2 separate regions of the Homo sapiens genome follow, and region 2 is linked to region 1. A link is a loop called in an ENCODE intact Hi-C map of the cell type or tissue named here. Cell type or tissue: Caco-2. All regions are shown on one strand.

Region 1 (4,000 bases):
AGGTAATGATGTAAAATGCCTAGAAACATAGCACTCTTTCAATAAATACTACTGGCTCTTAGAGTAGAGTTGAGGAGAAGAACCCAGAGGCTAAAAAAAATCCAAATGGCACGAAGGAAATGAGTCCGTGATTCTACAAAAACCAGGGAGCTGAGCCTAGTTCAAGACAGACCAAAATACCCTGCATCACACTTCTACTGAGAAGTAGAATAACCTACATAATTACAACTATTATTTAAGTTTTCTCATTTGTTTGTTAAGGGAAAGAGCTAAACAATATGGCAAACTCTAGAAGGATGGTTGAGAGCTCTGCTGAATGTGAGAGGAAAACTTCAGAACTGTAAGGACTACCTAGATGGTTTGTCGCTCCATGCAAGGCTGTCAGATAGGTGCTCGTTTATTTACTTGCTTTTATATTAACTTGGATTATTTGTTCTTAGCCTTATGGAGTATATTAGCTTCTGGGATATTGGAAAGAATTTAAAGGTGGATATGGGCAGAGCATAGTTTAGAGAACCTGACCAATGAGCTTTGCCAGCCTGGATGTGGGAAGTAGGGTTACTTGCTCTGGACTTGCTATTCCTGGTAGTATATGGTATTAATATTAGGCTGCATTTGCTGTACTGCCTCGGTAAGCTTTTAAAATTTCCCAAGTCTCTCTAAAACAAACTTTGAGATGAATACTTTGTGCTCCAGCAGTTCCCTGCAGAAGCCTTGGTAGACCCAGGTCTTCATGCAGTGAAAGGATGCTTCCCCAGCTACAAAAATCAATCACCAAACATAGCAGAGGAAACTTAGGCTTCCTCATATTGGTGTCAAGCTAAAGACAAGAGAAAAGAAATCATCTTACTGTGTGGGGATGAACAATAAAATCCTGGCAACTGACCTCTGACTGAGTTGTTATCGAAAAATGCTCTTTGTTTCCCTCAGCCAATTGAATCATGATACTTCCTGTACCCCGAAAAATATCAACTGCAGTTAGAATGAAAAAAAAAAAAAAGGAAGAACTGAACAGAATGTTTGATTAATTAATGAATTCCTCTTAATCATCTCTTTAGCAGACACCTGAAAGAGTAGGCCTATCACAAAAGTTACAAAACAACTACCGTGTTTTGGATTATTATTAGAAAGCCTTGGACAAATCTCCTAGAAAAAATAATCATAATATGATTTAATCAGTTTTCAATTATCCAGAGGTTGATTATTGCATTTGCAGATGGTTTGTACCTCTATTCTCCTTCTGCTCTCTCAGGCTGAATGCCTTTTAGCTATTATAGTGTCTGTGTGCATTTCCAGGAGAGAATTGGCAGAAAGGGACATCAGCAAGCATATAAATTGAAAGACTCATAAATTGAAGAGACAGTGGGTACTTTGCTTAAACAAGTCTTATGTATTATCTGTAGATCTAAAAATCTCAAGCTCTCCCATGAAATCATATTATGATGCCCTACCAGCTAAGGGCCTTGTATCATCGGCCTTCAGTAAATATTGGTAGAAAGAAGGGATAGCATAGTGGTAAAGAGCCAGGCTGTTAGGTCACCTGTGTTCACATTCCATCTCTAAACTTGGGGCTGATTGATTTACTTAACATCTCCATGACTTAGTTGCCTTATCTGCAAAGAGCATTGTGGTACATTGTATTGCTATCAAAATATGTACTAAAGGGGCAAAGTCTGAAGATGAAGATAAGGCATGAGAGAAAGACTGAATTTCTGACATTTTCACAGCTCCCAATCAATAGCACCAAGGGCAGCGATCCATGGTGGAGAAAACATATTCACCTTCTGAGACAGAAAGTCCGTGAACCATGAAATATTTCCCCCAAGCACTGTCAAACTAGTGTGACAAGTTGTCCCTGAAGAAGGTGACTCCACAACGGATGTGTACATCTCTGGGCAGGAAAGGATTACCTCTATCTTCTCAAACTGGACTCTATTACCATTTTTCAAACATCAAGAAATGTCTCACAGAATTTTACCTAATTACCCAGTTGTGACTGACAAGGTACTCAACTTTCTATCATGCTCAGGCTGCTGAATAACTGAAATATGGAATTAGCTAAATTGTCCAACATGGACTTTAAAGGAAGGAACTTAATAATTCCCTGGAAAATAGGTAGTGATCCCAAGAATACAACCACACTATCACTGGGGAGAAGGGAGATCAAACCTACATGAGCCTGTGTTATTGAAATAAAATAGAAAAGAAGAGAAGATGGAGAAACTATGCAAGAAGAATATTTCAAAATGAGAATATAAATGTAGCACACTGAAACCAGATTAAGAAGTTTGACTCTGGAATATTTTTTTAGGCAGAAAATGCTTTGCACTTGAGAAAATTAAGGGAAACATAGACTTTGCAAAGCGATAGATAAGAGATAAGATTACAGATTGAGATGAATAAAAGAAATAGCAGAACTAAAGAAAAAAGACATTAAAAAAAACTTCTCTTGAAAATGATCTCTCTTTAAAACCACCAGAGCAGCAAAATAATATGAGAGAGCAAATTCCATGCTCAATGAAACTAGGAAATGGATACACTCCAAACAATAAGTTTTTAACAAAATTGAGATAGAGCACAGAGTGCCAATATATCATAATACTTCTAACCCTAAGAAATGATCTGGAGATCAAAAAGGGGAAGGAGATAAAGAAGTAGTTAGTTGTATTGCTGCTAAACAGAGTCAGCTGAGCTGAATAAATAAACACAGATTGTCAAACAAAAGATCTGAATGTACAGGGCTTCCCTCAGCCACTCCTATCTCCCACGCAGCAAAGAGCATGCTCACTGTAGTAGGGCTTTTCTTTGGATTTTAGACTCACCCAATCGGAGTCTTTAGGAATGGCACCCGGGAATCTGCTTTAACAGCATCACAGGGGCTTTAGGAAAAGGGAATTGAAAGATTATGCTGAGTAACATAATAATATAAAATACTAATACATTTTGTATCTATTTGATGGCAAAATACAACATATATATGTTATTAGATACTTTATATATTGCCATAAAAATGGGGAATTCACCATAAAGCACCTGTAGATCATTAGATCATTTAGAAAATGTGATTGTATATTAACGCTCAAGGAAAACATGAATAGATACCAAAAAGTACAAATAATTTATATTTTCATCTAGAATTCCGTAAACTAGCAAGTACTAGCAGAATTGAAATGTAGTAAAAACAACCCAATCTCTTAAAAACGTAAACTCCTTCTCAGAAAGTGTATTATTGAAATAAGTCAAAAGAATAATTACAAAATAATAAAAATGAAAATTCTTAATTTTCAAGTATTGAAATTTGAAAACTAAGACATACGGTCAAAGCTGTACAGAGAGGAAAATTGGTAGTCGAAACACTTACAGCACTGAACAATAAGGTATTGAATAAAGTATTCATTTCAAGAACAACAGCAACAAGAAAATCCCTAAGAAAGGCAAAATGAAAGAATGAATAAAGAAGAACCAGAAATTAATGAATTAGAAAATAGAAATTGGAATGGGTAAATATATGTGAAAGTAAATTGCCTGCAAATGGGTAGAAAAATATTTTAACAAAACAAAGTGGTAGCTAACCACTGATAGTTTTCTAGGAAAATATAAATTATCAAAAGAAATTCCAGAAAATATAGAAAACCTAAACAGACCAAAAATAACAAATGAAATAAAGTTACTCCCCAAAATTGCCAGTTTTTATAAGAAATCTTTGCAAGCCTTTCAAAAATATTCATATGTTATTTAAACATTTCCAGATCATGTAAAGATAAAAATCTTCCTATTATCTTTTTCAAAGCCAAAATAAGACTCATAACATAAACTGACAAAGATGTGTATACACACACAAACACACACACAACAAAGATCACTTTTACTAATTGTCATTTATTTGAAAGAAAATTGTTATATTTCTTCCCACACTATACACATACAAAAATTTCAAATGGATTGAAGACTTAGATATATTTTAAAACCACAAAAGTAATGGAAAGAAAACTTAGAATTT
Region 2 (4,000 bases), 100 kb after region 1:
TAAGTCAAAATGATGCTTTTTATCCAAAGTCTGCATGTCAGAATGACATTCTCATCTATGATCTACAATTACAGATGTTTGGAGAAACCAAACTACGTTATGATTCCTTTGCCATTCTTGTTCATTTTATTCCCTAAAATATACTAAACTCACTTTCAAATTTAGCATGTTGATCATTGAGATCATGATTTTTTATGGTTTCAAAAACTTCAGGTGTGTTAGAGTCACAGTCCATTCACTTTTGTTGTGTGTGACAAGGTCTCACTCTGTCACCCAGGCTGGAGTGCAGTGACAGGATCATAGCTAACTCCAGCTGTGAACTTCTGAGTTCAAGGGATCCTCCCATCTTAGCCTCCTGAATAGCAGTCCCCGGCTAATTTTCTTATTGTTATTTTTGTAGAGACAGGATCTCACTTTTTGCCCAGCTGGTTTCAAACCCCTAGGCTCAAGCAATCCTTCGACCTCGGCCTCCCAAAGTGCTAGGATTACAGGCAGGAGCCATCACACCTGGCTCATTGACATCTCAAGCATTTATTGAGCCTTCATTCTCTGTGCAGGAGGCTGGATAGAATGACTACTATTTGCACAGCACTTTAGCGCACTTCCCCAGACACCCTCTCCTTTGACCCTCATGGCCACTTTGAAAGGTAGGTAGAGCAGTTATCATCAGTGACATTTTACAGAGTAGGAAAATAAAAAAGAGATTCAATAACTTGGCCAATGTCACAGGATCTACTAACAATAGAAAGAGAATCTAGGCCAGGTGCAGTGGCTCACGCTTGGAATCCCAGCACTCTGGGAGGCCGAGGTGTGCAGATCACTTAAGGTCAGAAGTTCGAGACCAGCCTGGCCAACATGGTGAAACCCCCATCTCTACTAAAAATACAAAAATTGGCTGGGCACTTTGGCGCACACCTGTGATTGCAGCTACTCAGGAGGCTGAGGCAGGAGAATCGCTTGAACCTGGAAAGCGGAGGTTGCAGTGAGCCGAGATCGCACCATTGCACTCCAGCCTGGGCGACAAGAGCGAAACTCCATCTCAAAAAAAGAAAGAAAAGAAAGAGAATCCGAATCTCACTTTCCATTTTGTCTCTGAAGTGTTAAAATCCTTAAGATTTTAAGTGATTGAGTTCTAAGAATTCTAGGAATTCACGACTTTATTGTTTTCACATTGAAGATGTTTTGATTTGATAATTTATAGTGACGTTACCACTTATTGACGACTCACTTAGTGCTTCTTAGGCCTTTTGTGCTGCTGTTTGACAACATTGCTTTATCACTTTCCCTGAGCTGTCAAACATCCTGCAAACCTATTTCTTGCCATGCACATGCATGAATGCTTGACTAGATTCTGTGTGCAAAAGAAGCTAAATAATGAAACATGGCATACAAAGAAGGTCAAATGTAGCCAAACCAAATTATGCCGCATTATTTGCACACTGTCGACTCTGTTCATTTTAATTATTTTCCAACATAAATGTACAGCATAAAGGTCATTGTGGATAGGAGTCATACTCAGCAATCTCTAAAAACTGGTTTGCCTGCATTCCTCAAAAATGACAGCTACATGAAAGTTGTCAGTCTATGGGTGGAGATTGCTTCCAAAAGAAGGACAAGGAGAAAAAGAATAACATGAAGGAACAGATGAGGTTGGAGTGGATATTAACTCCTCACATCCTGGTCTTCTCTTAGTGTCCTATAACTTAAGGAGGATGGCTGTTAGTTCATCCCAGATACACAGTAGGTAATTTTTTTCCTTGTATGATCCTCTCAAAAGCTCAAGAATTCTAGAATTCCTTCAGTAGGCTTTGGCTGAATTCAATAATAAATTGTTATAGGTTTAAAGAACTATTTTTAAGTTATGAGTTACAAGATTTCTATTGAAAACAGTAATTATCAAATTCTCCTAGAGATCACTGTTTGATATTAATTAGTAATTTATACATACTAAAGGAAACATTTTTATTTGGAGAAAGCTACAAAATAATTGATTTTCCTCTGATTTGCCTTCTTCCAATTGGTAGAGTTTGAATCTATAAGATATATAACATATTCAGAAACATTAAAAACTGTGTATTTAACTATAAATAGCAGGCACTTACCACAGTACCACAATATTTTTCTTTGTTTTCTACCCTTTGACTTATGCTTAGAGAGGATAATTTATTGTCAATGCAGCCCATAAACTCCTGGCTCTACTGAAAATAAAATGAACATGACACTTTACTAAGACAACGAATCATGAAAATGTTCTGCATTGTGCTGGGCGAGGTGGCTCACACCTGTAATTGTAGCACTTTGGGAGGCTGAGGCAAGCAGATCACCTGAGGTCAGGTGTTTGAAACCAGCCTGGCCAACATGGTGAAACCCCATCTCTACTAAAAATATAAAAATTAGCTGGGCATGGTGGCGGAGGCTTATAACCCCAGCTACTTGGGAGGCTGAGCAGGAGAATCACTTGAACCTGAGGGGTGGAGGTTGCAGTGAGCCAAGATCGCACCACTTCTCTCCAGCCTGGGTGAAAGAGCGAAAATCCATCTAGAAAAAAAAATGTTCTGCCATAAAGAAAAATTCAACGGTGCTCATATTAAATAAAGAGCCAAATCATATAAGATACTTATAAATACCTAAAAATATGAGTTCAGTTTCTCTTACAAGGCCAGGAAGGTGAGTATGCATACTCTGGCTACTCATGCAGCTAAGCAAAGAACACCAATCAGGAGTTGCCCCATAATCACACATGCACAGACTTAAAAAGCCAGCCAGCAAACCAGAAGGACTGGCTGGCACCTATATGTACTAAGGTCATCCTCCCTCTGAACTCTGGAAACAATTCACCTCTCCTATGGCACTTTGGCTTTCCACCTCCTATTGGAGTGATTGGCAAACACATCTTAGGTCTTGTACTGGATTTTAAGAGCCTTGGAGGCAGGACCCATGTTTAATTCATGTCCATGTCCCCAGCACCAAGCCCAATATCTTGCCCCCAATTTGTGATGAGTGAATATTTGTTGACCATCTGAAGCCTCATATAAAGGGCTTGGGGCTCCTCTTCCAAAGCCTCTCCCAGGTTCTCACTTTTGCCAGTTGGAAGTGAGAAGAATAGAGAATCCCTGTAGTTCTACACAAATTGCAAGCATCTTTCTAAATGAAGCACGCAGTTAGATAAACGTTAAACTGTGTCTCCATTTGTTCACTCTCCACTTCTCCCTTTTCCTTATGAAGACAGAATGGAGGGCAAAAGTCCTCTTCTTCTCAAGATCTGGGTTCCTGTGGACATCAAGGAAGCCAGAAGCACTGAGTGAACAAAGAAGGATGTTTCTATGGTTCCCAGGTCTCTAAATGATTAGCAGAGTGACTCAGGCAATATTAAGTGTAGGGCTCATTTCATTTCTATTACAAATCCTCCTGTATACAAGTTTTAGAGTTTCATAGTTTATCCATGTCGTTTTCTCAAAATTGTAGACACACATGGCCAAATTCTGGTCTTTAATGCATACTCGCAGTTGCTATTACATTAATCAAGCGCTGTGTTCATGCATTTAACTACTGAATTTACTGCCATGGAATATTTCTTAACTTGACGCTACAGTGGCACCTGTCTTAAATACCGCTGAAGCAGGACAAATGGTTCCAGTACAGAAAATATCAAGAAAGAAAAAAACTAGAAACCTAAATCCATGCTCAATTATTTTAAAAACAAATTTACAATTCATCCACAGATGAAGCTGAAATTTCCCTTTTGTATTGCACTTTCCTTAGATCCTGGGAATTAAGAACAAAGACAATTGCTGAGTGTTCTGGAAAAACTCACTTTAAGTTAAGGATAGCAAAAAATTCACTTTAAGTTAAGGATAGTAAACACAGATATTGCTTATCAACCTTTTCTGCTGAATCTCAAAATTGTTCTCAACATAGTGCTCCAAGAATCCACTATTTAAAAATTTACCTTGATGATTAAGATAAAACCTCTCTGCTGCCTTTGCTCTAGATTTGATCT

What was found. Peaks named below come from ENCODE experiments on the same cell type or tissue, not always from the same donor. Only the 100,000 strongest peaks of a DNase experiment are listed, where the experiment ranks them.
Region 2: it touches region 1 in a loop (7-fold over the local background); 1 of 110 quality-filtered maps calls a loop at or near these places.

The regions. Positions count from the first base shown.
Region 1 is chr6:146,979,428-146,983,427 of GRCh38, forward strand. All of the region lies in intron 6 of STXBP5-AS1 (STXBP5 antisense RNA 1), which reads right to left. Among named protein-coding and RNA genes, the nearest start is that of LUADT1, 180 kb to the right of the region's middle. In Caco-2, no CTCF peak of the experiment used is centred here; DNase peaks (open chromatin) are centred at 1,784 and 2,774.
Region 2 is chr6:147,079,864-147,083,863 of GRCh38, forward strand. All of the region lies in intron 4 of STXBP5-AS1 (STXBP5 antisense RNA 1), which reads right to left. Among named protein-coding and RNA genes, the nearest start is that of LUADT1, 77 kb to the right of the region's middle. In Caco-2, no CTCF peak of the experiment used is centred here; a DNase peak (open chromatin) is centred at 1,538.